2 separate regions of the Homo sapiens genome follow, and region 2 is linked to region 1. A link is a contact called in ENCODE Hi-C or POLR2A ChIA-PET data. All regions are on one chromosome and are shown on one strand. Each heading gives the region's core, a stretch centred on a gene start or an enhancer-like site at or near the end of the contact. The rest is flanking DNA. Distances are from core to core; before and after follow the strand shown. Region 1 overlaps REDIC1 (regulator of DNA class I crossover intermediates 1). Region 2 overlaps KIF21A (kinesin family member 21A).

Region 1 (5,508 bases), core at 1,803-4,302:
GCCTTGAGAGACTCCACCTAGATTTCAAAGGATGTATGCAAAAGCCTAGATGTTCAGGCAGCAGTCTGTTACACAGGTGGAACTATCATGGATAACCTCTACTAGGGCAGAGTGGAGAGGCAATGTGGAATTGGAGCCCCCACAGAGAGTCTCCAATGGGGCACTGCCTAGTGGAGCCATGAGAAGAAGACCGCCATCCTTCAGACCCCAGAATGGTAGATACACCAACAGCTTGCACCTAGCTCCTGGAAAAGCCACAGGCACTCAGCCCCAGCTCATGAAAGCAGCCACAGGGGCTGAACCTTGCAAAACCACAGAGGCAGGGCTGCCCAAGGCTTTTGGAATCCACCTCTTACACCAGTGTGTCTGGATGTGAGATATAGAGTCAAGGGAGATTATTTTGGAGCTTTAAGATTTGTGACTGCCCTGTTGGGTTTCAGACTAGCATGGGGCCTGTAGCCCCTTTCTTTTGGCCTATTTCTCCCTTTTGGAATGTAAATATTTACCCAATGCTTGTACCGCCATTGAATCTTGGAAGTAACTACCTTATTTTTGATTTTACAGGCTCATAGATGGAAGAGACTTGCCTTGTATCAGGTGAAACTTTGAACTTTTGAGTTAATGCTGGAGTGAGTTAAGACTTTGGAGAACTGCTGGAAATGCATGATTGTATTTTGCAATATGGGAAGGACATGAGATTTGGGGGGCTGGGGGTGGAAAGATATGGTTTGGATCTATGTCCCTGCCAAATCTCATGTCAAATTATAATCCTGAGTGTTGGAGGTGGGGCTTGGTGGGAGGTGACTGGATCATAGCAGGGCAGTGGTTTCTCCTGAGTGGTTTAGCACCATCCCTCTTGGTGTTGTCCTCATGATAGTGAGTTTGTTCTCCTGTGATCTGGTCATTTAAAAGTCTGTGGCACCTCCCTACTCACTCTCTCTTGCTCCTGCTCCTGCCATGTGAGACTCCTTGCTCCCCCTTTGCCTTCTGCCATAATTAGAAGTTTCCTGAGGCCTGCCCGAAACCAATCAGATGCCAGCATCATGCTTCCTGTACAGCCTGCAGAACCATGAGCCAACCAAACCTCTTTTCTTTATAAATTACCCAGTCTTAGGTATTTCTTTATAGCAATGCAAGAATCAACTAATACAGAAGTTTTGTAATACTTAAAAAATGTGTTTAAAATGTCCTCAAGATTTTGTCTCAAATAAAACATGTTAACAGTCTCTGAAAACGTGTTTTTATTTCTAGATCTAAGCTATAATTTCCTCAGAATAAAAAAGTATAAGAAAAAGAGTCCATCCAATAAAAATTAATGAATAAATGTTAAGCTTAAATCAAAGTGAACGTTAAATACAGTAATGTGATATGGTAATACAAACTGACTTAATTGAGAAGATAATGTGAGACTGTGCTTTACCTCATCAAGTCCAAAGTCCCATGACTGCTTAGAGTGCAATTCTTCCGAAGGTATATTTCCCCTAAGGATTATAAATACACAGTATCAAAGTTTGTTGTGTTCCCTCTGGGAATTATTGTTCTAAATTAGAGTTCCCAAACTTGGCTTCAGATCAGAATTATATGGGAAGCTTTCTTAAAAATAAAGATTCATAAGCTCCATGCCAAGGAGCCCACCTATTATGTGCGGGTCAATCTTGGTATTCTATAGTTTAAAATCACTACCTCAAGTAATCTGGACCTGCAGTCAGGATTGGGAACCATGTTCTAAATTGCTTTCATAAGGTACATTTAAAACTCAAGGCCTAACATGATTTTTTCACTCATAAATTTCTAGATATTGGGAGATATAACAACAAAAATACAAATTTGCCAATTTTATGAAATGTTTTGTAAGTCTATGTTTTAATTAATTTGTAGTGCCAATCCCACTAAAATTGCATCTTTTTATCAATCAATATTTTTAATAATTCCACAAGAAATCACTTCCAGAATAAAAATTTATTCTAGTTCATGATTTCCAACCAGAAAGATTTGGCTAAATTGTAATTATTACCAAGAAAGTTAGGACTATTACCAAGAAAGTTAGGACTATTTTAGCTAGAAACTACTAGCTAAAATAAAGTTTTCTTTAGTTACTTATAATTGCAGGTCATTATTCAGAAAAGCCTGGAAGGCAGTTCTCAAACTTTTAAGGAATAAATTTAACATCAACACATAATGGATGAGTGTAAAAATCACCTTAAACTCAGAACATTTTGTACACCAGCTGCAAGAAGAGAAAGAAAAATCTGGTGAAACATAATTGTTTTCAATGTATGGGTAGAGGAGATTGTAATCTTGAACATAGAGAAAACATGGAGTCTCTGAGAGGTAAATGTTGGCAATGAGAAGAGTGCTCTATCCCTAAAATGTACACTGTCCTATAAACTGCTGATATGCTTGCTTATGCCACTAACATCTGAATTCTATCACTCCCTATAGTGATTCTATACCAACCAAGCAAGCAACCTTCCCACTGAGAGCTGTTTGAAAGTAAGAAAATATGCTTTTTCATGTCAATAAGACTTCCTATACATGTTCCCTTTCTATTTATTACTTTAAGTTAATAAATTGACATTCTGGCGGATATGAGTTTCTTGAACACATTAAATCAATTTCCTCAAATCTAATCAACACTAATATTCAGATAAGAAGGTATTTGGGAGCTGGCAAATATGAGCACCACACTCTCAACTGGGGTGATATTATCAACACTGTGACTCCTGGTAAGGCTCCTTTGAGACCAGGTTGCCTGCCCACCCTCAAATGGCAATACGCCTACCTCACTTTGCATCAATTCAACATTCATCATGCATCATACTAGATCCTGATTTGTATTCCCCAGATTTACCTAAAAACTTACATAGAGTTTGCTGGATATTTCTGAATACTTTTCTGTGGTGTCTTCTCTTGGTAATCATTTTCAAATTTTTCTTAAAAAATAAAAGTATGCACCGAGTTAAAAATTTAGCATAGTCTATTTTCATTTTTTAATTCAAAGCATATTCACATGACACGTACAGAGGAAAACCACTGGTCCACAATGTTATATAATAGGAAGCCATTCTATTTTTGGTTTCATTTTCCTCCAAACACATAAACACACATACAAATATATAGATGTGTGTGTATGAATATACAAATATATATACTAAAACTGAAAGAAAAAAAGAATATGTAATTACATTTTCCATGTACAATACCAACCTTTTCTTTCAGAGCTGCTTGGGTAGTAATCGTTCTCAAAAGATGTACTAAGATCATTTCTTTCATTTTTGTTATACTCTCTCTGATACTTCTTGTTTGGCTGACATTTTTCTGGATAACTTGTTTTATTCAAAGTCGAATTACTAAAAGTCAACTCTGGAACTGTAAAAATGTTTCTAATGCATCTGTCAGTGACATGGTTTTTATCAGAACTAGTGACTACACAAGTATCTCCCATACTATCATAATCACACTTGTTAAATGTTTTCTTTATCCTTTGCTCATCTATGTTTAATACATTGATCATATTTTGACTAACAAAAGAGTCACAATTCTCTGATAGAAGGTTAGGAGTAGACTGGTTCACATCTTCAAGAAAATTTGAAACTTCCTTTCCATTTTTCCCCCAAATATGCTGTATTGAGTGTTTTTCAGTAATGTAGTCTGACTGTCTTATTTCATCCGTGCTTCTACAATCTTCATCCATAATTACAGCAGGGCTTTTAGTAAGTAAATTCCTATTTCCTAGACTTTGGGATAAACAAAAACATATTTAGCAAGAAAAGCATGGATTATTTGCATTTAGAAACTCTTACTTTCAATTCTTAGAGGACATATTGAGTTGCTACTAACATTTACCTAGACTATGTTTTTATTTTTTATATTTAAATAAATAATATTGCTTTGGGTGAAAATTTGTCTAATGTGGTCTTCTAATGACTTATTGAGTAAGAAAATAATCTACGGCCAGTTTTTTATTACAACATGAAATGTTAGCATGAGGTTTAATTAAAACATGACCAACCTATAGTATATTTTCTATAATAAAATCTAAAGAATAAACTAGACAACCACTATATGTCATTGCTGTTCCATTTAACCAGAGAAAGATGTTTTGAAGGCTGTGCAGAGAAAATTTATCACCAGTGTTAAAACATAAAATCAAATAGTTATGAGACCATTATAACATATTTTTCAACCTAATATGGATATAAAAACAATTATAAAGTTCCCAAGGAAGAGCAATATAAATACAAATGTGTATATACATAATAAAACCAAGAGATAAGGTGAATTAGATAAAAACTAATTAGATGAGTTAGATAACTTGTAAGTTCTATTCTAATGCAGAAATAATTCTAGGTTAAGTCCAATTTGTGCACAAGAATCAAAGATATAGTGGAAAATAATTACAAATCAAGATGTTTCTTATTTTATTGTCAGTGACTACAAATTTATTTGGAAGTGAGTTGTTCCAGAGGTTGGAGTTATCAAAAAAATTAGGAAAAAAAACCACAGATTGCTAAAACTCTAATAACTATTTTTAAATTATTTATCAAATATTTGATGATCACCTACTCTGTTCCAGGTACTAGGCCATATATTGGCAATAGAGAGATAAAAGAGCTCAGCTTGTTGTTAAAGAGAGAGATTAATGTTTTACCCATGAATGTTCACAGCTCATGATCCTACGTTGTTTCTCAATGAGGGCCTTATTGGTGTTTTAGACAGAATGATGTTATTTTGCTATACCAAAAGACACAGTATATAGTATGCACTAATATACACCATTAACATGAGGAAAATATCTGTTACTCTACATAAAATAGAGGTAAATGCACTTTATAAGATATTAAGCACACTATAAATGTAAATCTTTTTTTATTATTCTTTCAATAGTTTTTGGGAAATGGGTGATGTTTGGTTACATGAACAAGTTCTTTAGTGGTGGTTACTGAGATTTTGGTGCAGCCATTACCCAAGCAGTGTACACTGTACCCAATGTATAGTCTTTTATCCCTCATCCCTCCTCCACCCTCCACCAGAGTCCCCAGAATCCATTATATCAATCTTTTTTGTGTGTGTGGGAGATGGAGTTTTGCTCTTTTCATTCAGGCTGGAGTGCAGTAGTGCAATCTTGGCCCACTGCAACCTCTGCTTCCTGGGTTCAGGCAATTCTCCTGCCTCAGGCTCCTGAATAGCTGGGATTACAGGTGTGTGCCACCACACCCGGCTGACTTTTGTGTTTTTAGTAGAGACAGGGTTTCACCATGTTGGCCAGGGTGGTCTCAAACTCCTGACTTCAGGTGATCCACCTGCTTCAGCATCCCAAAGTGCTGGGATTATAGGTGTAGGCCACCACACCCGGTCCATTATATCAATCTTATGCCTTTGTGTCCTCAAAGCTTAGTTCCCACTTATAAGTAAGAACGTAACAATGTTTGGTTTTCCATTCCTGAGTTACTTCAGTTAGAATAATAGTTTCCAACTCCATCTAGGTTGCTGTGAATGCCATAATTT
Region 2 (6,038 bases), core at 1-2,500, 350 kb after region 1:
TAAGCAAGCTGACCATTTGGAAGAAACCTTCTGACTTTGAGATAAATGATGTATTTCTATAGACTAAGAGAATGAGTCAACCTTTGCTGCAATTTCAGGTTACGGCTCTTCGTCGGCAAGTAAGACCCATGTCAGATAAAGTGGCTGGGAAAGTTACTCGGAAGCTGAGTTCATCTGATGCACCTGCTCAGGACACAGGTTCCAGTGCAGCTGCTGTCGAAACAGATGCATCAAGGACAGGAGCCCAGCAGAAAATGAGAATTCCTGTGGCGAGAGTCCAGGCCTTACCAACGCCGGCAACAAATGGAAACAGGTCTACATAATTCTGTTCCTGCTGATGTAATCTTCTTGGCCGTTAATACTGAATGTTGTACTTAAATGAAAAAATGGCTCATTATTTGGCAGTGCACAATCAAATAAGTGCATAAGTAATTGAGCTTGTCTGTTTTATATGATTATAGGAAAAAATATCAGAGGAAAGGATTGACTGGCCGAGTGTTTATTTCCAAGACAGCTCGCATGAAGTGGCAGCTCCTTGAGCGCAGGGTCACAGACATCATCATGCAGAAGATGACCATTTCCAACATGGAGGCAGATATGAATAGACTCCTCAAGGTGTGGAAAATAGAGAGTAGATACGCTCCCCCTTAGCTAACTGTTAATTTTACTCTTCCAATTTTGTTCCCTGGGTAAATTTAACACTTACCAAGTTTTTTTTGGGGGGTGGGGGGGTTTGATGGTACTGTATATAAATAAGTGAACATAATTTCTTAAAATCCAACCTGCTTTCTCAATAGCAACGGGAGGAACTCACAAAAAGACGAGAGAAACTTTCAAAAAGAAGGGAGAAGATAGTCAAGGAGAATGGAGAGGGAGATAAAAATGTGGCTAATATCAATGAAGAGATGGAGTCACTGACTGCTAATATCGATTACATCAATGACAGTATTTCTGATTGTCAGGCCAACATAATGCAGATGGAAGAAGCAAAGGTTTGTAATTTTTAAAAAAGCGTAATGGTTTAATGAAAAGTACTTTTGTATTGTTTATTGTTCAAAGCACTTTCAGTTTTTACATGAAGGTATTTTCTATTTCCTGGTCTAATCTAATGCTTAGGTTTTACATGTATGCCACTTCCTGCTTGCTTTTCAGATTTCTCTGCTGATTGTGTGATAACATTTGTTGTTTATATAACACATGGGTCATCTTTACATCCCACCTTGAATTCTTAACTGCTTAAATGTGTCTTTTCAACTAAACCCTATGTTTCTTGGGGTAATGATCATATATTGCACTTATCTGAGCATCTCATTAGCTAACCCAATACTAGGAAATAAATATGTGAAACAATAGGCTGTTGCCTTCTGTTTTCAGCTCAAAGTAATGGTCATCATATTATGCTGATTTTATACAGGAAGAAGGTGAGACATTGGATGTTACTGCAGTCATTAATGCCTGCACCCTTACAGAAGCCCGATACCTGCTAGATCACTTCCTGTCAATGGGCATCAATAAGGTAAGATACAACCACACTGTTACTGAAAATCTAAGTTTTGACTAATTCATTGTAGTTTTATTTATCTTTCTGTAGTAACCCTTTGCTTTGTAATAAGGAAGAAGATTATTCATAATTGGAAAGTATTTCTTTTACCTTTCTTTAGAGTCAGGAAGAGTAAGAAATATTTAGATCAATTTCATTAGCATGTTATCCATTATGTTTGTTTATTAGAGCAGATAAACAACTTAAAGAAGAAATAATTCCCCTTTTGCTTTAACAAAGGAAAAATTAGAAGAAATTTCTCAGCATGCAAACAAATTTGGTATCATAACTAATTTAACATTGATTCTTTACAGATCAAAAGCAAATCAGAAAAGAAAAAATAATTTAATCATTCTCTTATTTTGAATGTAAATGCTCTAATTTGTCACCTGTAAGAAAACCGTGCCCAAATGTTGAAGGTGATAATGGTTTCTGACTCACTTTTTTTTTTTCCATGTTGGGACTGTTAGATTCTTTCTGTTCTTATGCCATCTCACTTAATTTTCACAATGTGCTAAGAGGTAATTATTATTGATCTCATTTTGCATATGAGGAAACTGAGAATCCAGAAGATAACATCTTGGACAGGTGAACTTGTACATGATCACTAAGCCAGTTACTGGAGGAGCTGGGATGACTCGAGGTCTATCTGATGTCAAAACCCATATATCATATTCATTTGCTGTTTGATACAGATCTTTGTGTGGTAGATCCTGTTTCGTATGACCTAAGATAATTTTTTGTTGTGTTTCAGGGTCTTCAGGCTGCCCAGAAAGAGGCTCAAATTAAAGTACTGGAAGGTCGACTCAAACAAACAGAAATAACCAGTGCTACCCAAAACCAGCTCTTATTCCATATGTTGAAAGAGAAGGCAGAATTAAATCCTGAGCTAGATGCTTTACTAGGCCATGCTTTACAAGGTAATTTGCTCTCAATTTTAGTTGAATGAATTTGCATGGTAGCTTTGCTTTTTGAACATGGTATAGTATATCCCTTTCCCCTATGGCTTGACTGAATAGATGCTATATTTACTCATGCTTTTAATAATTATTCTTTCTTTAATTTGCATGTGTACATTTTGGCGAGGTAATTATTGTCATTCCAAGAAATGGTTACCAACTTAAAATGGCTTACTTAACCTTATTGAGCAATTAGTTTTTATGGGCAAAGAAGACCAATCAAGTTTTCGTATTGGTTATCTAAATTACTTAAAATAGTAACCAAGTTTCATTACTTTACTCTGCGTATCTCACTGCCTTAAAAATAAACTTATAAGTGTTTGCTATGGCATCTATTCTACATGTAAATGGTACATAATCTTGTTTTATGTGGGAGTTTTTAACATTGGATCTGTTTTGATTGGAGTATTGCTTTTTGTTTCCTTTTTGCTGTTATTTACACAGATCTAGATAGCGTACCATTAGGTAAGTATGTTTAGCTTTCTGTGTATCCTACAGCTGCATGAATTACTAATTGTTCATGTACACTAATTGTGGTACATCTTATTTTAAAGATTTTTATTGGCGGTCAAGTGGTTTTTGCATGATCTTTTTTGAAATGTATCCATGCCCACAAACACACTAAGTCTTTTATTAAACATTCCTGATTTTAAAATCCTTAGATGTTTAAAGAAGTATGCTTTTGTTAGTTGTCTCTTTTATTATCTGAGTTCCAGTTGTGCCTCCAGTTTCATAAACCCCCTGTGTTCTTTCTCTTCCTTATAGAAAAACATAATATTTATGTTCCGTTAAAATTTTTAAATATATCTATTAACGTACATCTATGGTTTTAACCTCATAAATAACTTTCTTCTGTATATATCTTTGGTATATATATATATACTTATCTGTTTTATTTTTGTAAATTTAAGCACACACTTTTAAATATTGTAAACTGAACAAAACTATCCAAAGGATTTTACCTGAACAGGTTGAAACAATATTGGTCAGGCTATTCAAGTACCTGGCATTATAACTAGCACTTTTGCATTCCATGTGTTATCAAGCATGTTTCTTTGCCTCCTCCTTCCTCTGTCCCTCTCACTCTTCCTCTCCCTCCCTCTCTTGCTTCTCCTCCCCAGTCCGTCCTCCTCTTCTTTCCCTCTTCCTCTTCTTTTTTTTATTGTACTTTAATTTATTGTGTTCCTCCTTCTTTCTCTCCTCCTCCTCTTCTTCTTTATCTTTCTCCCCCTTCTTCATCTTTCTCCTCCTTCTTGTTCTCCTCCTCCTTCTCTTTGTTCTTAGTGGCTCAATTCATAGAAATATATGCTGTCTTTTAACTTGAAAGATAAATTGTTTGATGTCTTTATGTGCAGAAGAATATTAAATTGCTAATTTGATGAGCAGTGTCTCTGTTTTCCAACTTTCAAACAAATTTCAATTTTCTATAGCTTGAAGGGTCAGAAGCAGAGAGTAGGAACTCATTCAGCTAATGTATCCTATGACTCATGGCAGAAATTTGCCCTAGGGACTGGGGCTCTCTCTAGACGAAAGGAGCTAAATAAAAAGCATGAGATGAGAAAACAATGAAATTTAAACCCACAGAAGCTAGAAAGTTATAGGTACATTGCTTTAAAAATCATTTAGTTGTTCTCCAGTTTTATCACAATCATTGGGCTGGATGCTGGGATTCAAAGATGAGTGAGATGCTGATTTTGTCCTTATGGACTTGATGCCCTACTGAGGAGGAGAGACTATGAACAGATTATGATATATTGCAGTGAAGGCAATGATTGAGATCTGTAGAGTTATGGGAGCACAGAGTGGGACTACCTAACAAGAATGAAGGAGTTAATGAAGGCTTTCTGGAGGAGATGACATTTAAGCTAAAACATAGTGAAGAAGAGTTAGTCAGGAAAAAGACAAGGTTGAATTGGGGCCAGAGAGTTGCTCCAGGCAGAGGGGCAGCAAAAGCTAAGGCATAGGAATTTAGCCACACTTTTGTGTGCCTGAGGCCTACAAACAGGTTGATGCTCCAGAGCAGCAAGTTCATGACATGGAATGAGGGAACTGAAGGGTAGAGGATGAGCCAGGGCCAGCGCCCCATGCTCACAGGGTTGTACTTTTGTAGCCTTTAAAGAACATCCTTATTTTTCTATATCTGTGTTGGGATCCCCACGGTCACCACTATCATCAGAGATTTGCTAGAAGACTCAGAGGGCTTAGCATATGGTTGTATTCATGACTAAGATTTATGATATCAATGTTCATAAAGGGAAAAGACACAGATGGACTCTGGAGGAATCTGTATCCAGGCATTTGTATCTCTCTCCCTACGATAAGAGTTCACACAGAGTGCTTTCTTTCTCCAGAACAAAAAACGCAGCAATATTTGTGCAATGTTTATGTCCAGGAAAGTCCAGTAGATGCTCAGTGCCCCAGGGTTTTACTGGGGGGGGTGACATATGTACCTTCTGTCAGTCTAGACTTCCAGAAGGAAAGCAAGTGTTCAGCATAAGCCATATTATTTGCACGAAGTTTCTAGTGCACCGTGAGCCACTTTTATTGGCTAACAGTTGACTGGGAACGCTCTGAGAGCTGTTTTTAGATGTCAGCCAAAGTCCAGTTTTCCAAGCAGGCCTTTCTAAGGACGGCGGTCTCAGGGGCTGCAATGTTAAATTTTTAAATATATAATTAGTATACAGAAGCTATATATATAAAAAACTTTTTAAAAGAATAACTTTAAAGGAAGACTTTTAAAAATCCAACTGTTTGGTTAACTTCCAGTGAAGTGAGACTGTGAAACTTTACAATGATATAGATTAACTTTAGGGTATTTGGGAGTTTTGTTTTGTCTTTGGCTTTAAAGCTATTGTGATAAGAAAAGAAGCTAACCTTGGGCTAGAGTTGTGTTCTCAGAGTTGAGAGTACAACAGTGAGTTGTTTGTGTGTCCTGCTGCCCAGGTAACCATAATGCTTCAGACCAAACTTGGTCCTGAAGAGGGCCTGAGTTGGTGACCATCTGAGTGAGATCCTCTGGGCTCTGGCCAGACTGGTTCTGTCAAGACACCATTATCTCTAACTAAGGCATACAGGCATAAGCAGGAGTTAAGAGCTTTTTACGAAGCACTTGCATGATGTTTAACATTTAATTTCATCACACTGTGCAAGAAAAATACTAGCAAATCTTAGCCTGCTGTTAAAACACATGGAAAACAGAGGCTAGGTTTGTCATTTCTTTATAACATAATTTTCTATGTTACTGACTAATTCAGTACCTTAGAACTCAGTTATCTTTTCTGTGAAGCAAGTCCTTGAGCCTCCCTCTAATGAGATACATATTGCCTTCAAAATCACCATTTTTTTCACTTCAGAAAGTAAACCCCTTTGAGTGAGTCCTAGATATGATTCTATTTTAGGTAATAATACCAAGTATTACTGAACAATGAGAAAGGAAGAGAACATTTGTGGAGAGAAATGAATCAATTGACTAATGGTGCCATAGCCTACCTGTATTATATAAAATTAAAAATTAAAAGGGGATGAACCCTATATATTTT

The links. A loop is a pair of places that touch in the nucleus more often than their neighbours do. ChIA-PET counts read pairs that join two places held with the same protein, here RNA polymerase II (POLR2A). Pooled maps may share reads with other maps.
Region 2: a map of pancreas shows a loop between it and region 1 (4-fold over the local background). The contact joins two enhancer-like sites. A Hi-C loop is called at or near these places in 9 of 168 maps with a recorded cell type or tissue (Calu3, GM13976, GM18951 and 5 more), 2 of 37 single-sample maps with no recorded cell type and 3 of 50 pooled maps. POLR2A ChIA-PET finds 5 or more read pairs at or near these places in 1 of 52 experiments (activated T-cell).

What each region holds. Positions count from the first base shown.
Region 1 is chr12:39,680,840-39,686,347 of GRCh38, reverse strand. It overlaps REDIC1 (regulator of DNA class I crossover intermediates 1), which reads right to left. Exons shown (of 13, transcript NM_001031748.4): 8 at 3,208-3,737; 9 at 2,864-2,933; 10 at 1,421-1,481. Among named protein-coding and RNA genes, the nearest start is that of REDIC1, 57 kb to the right of the region's middle. Within about 2 kb of position 3,052, at least 3 of the 41 ENCODE cell types and tissues checked have a DNase peak (open chromatin) inside an H3K27ac peak, as active enhancers do.
Region 2 is chr12:39,327,168-39,333,205 of GRCh38, reverse strand. KIF21A (kinesin family member 21A) reads left to right here. Exons shown (of 38, transcript NM_001173464.2): 19 at 99-313; 20 at 462-615; 21 at 798-992; 22 at 1,415-1,516; 23 at 2,295-2,460; 24 at 2,944-2,964. LOC101927019 (a long non-coding RNA gene) reads right to left here. Exons shown (of 3, transcript XR_007063276.1): 3 at 5,059-5,144. Among named protein-coding and RNA genes, the nearest start is that of KIF21A, 110 kb to the left of the region's middle. Within about 2 kb of position 1,250, at least 2 of the 41 ENCODE cell types and tissues checked have a DNase peak (open chromatin) inside an H3K27ac peak, as active enhancers do.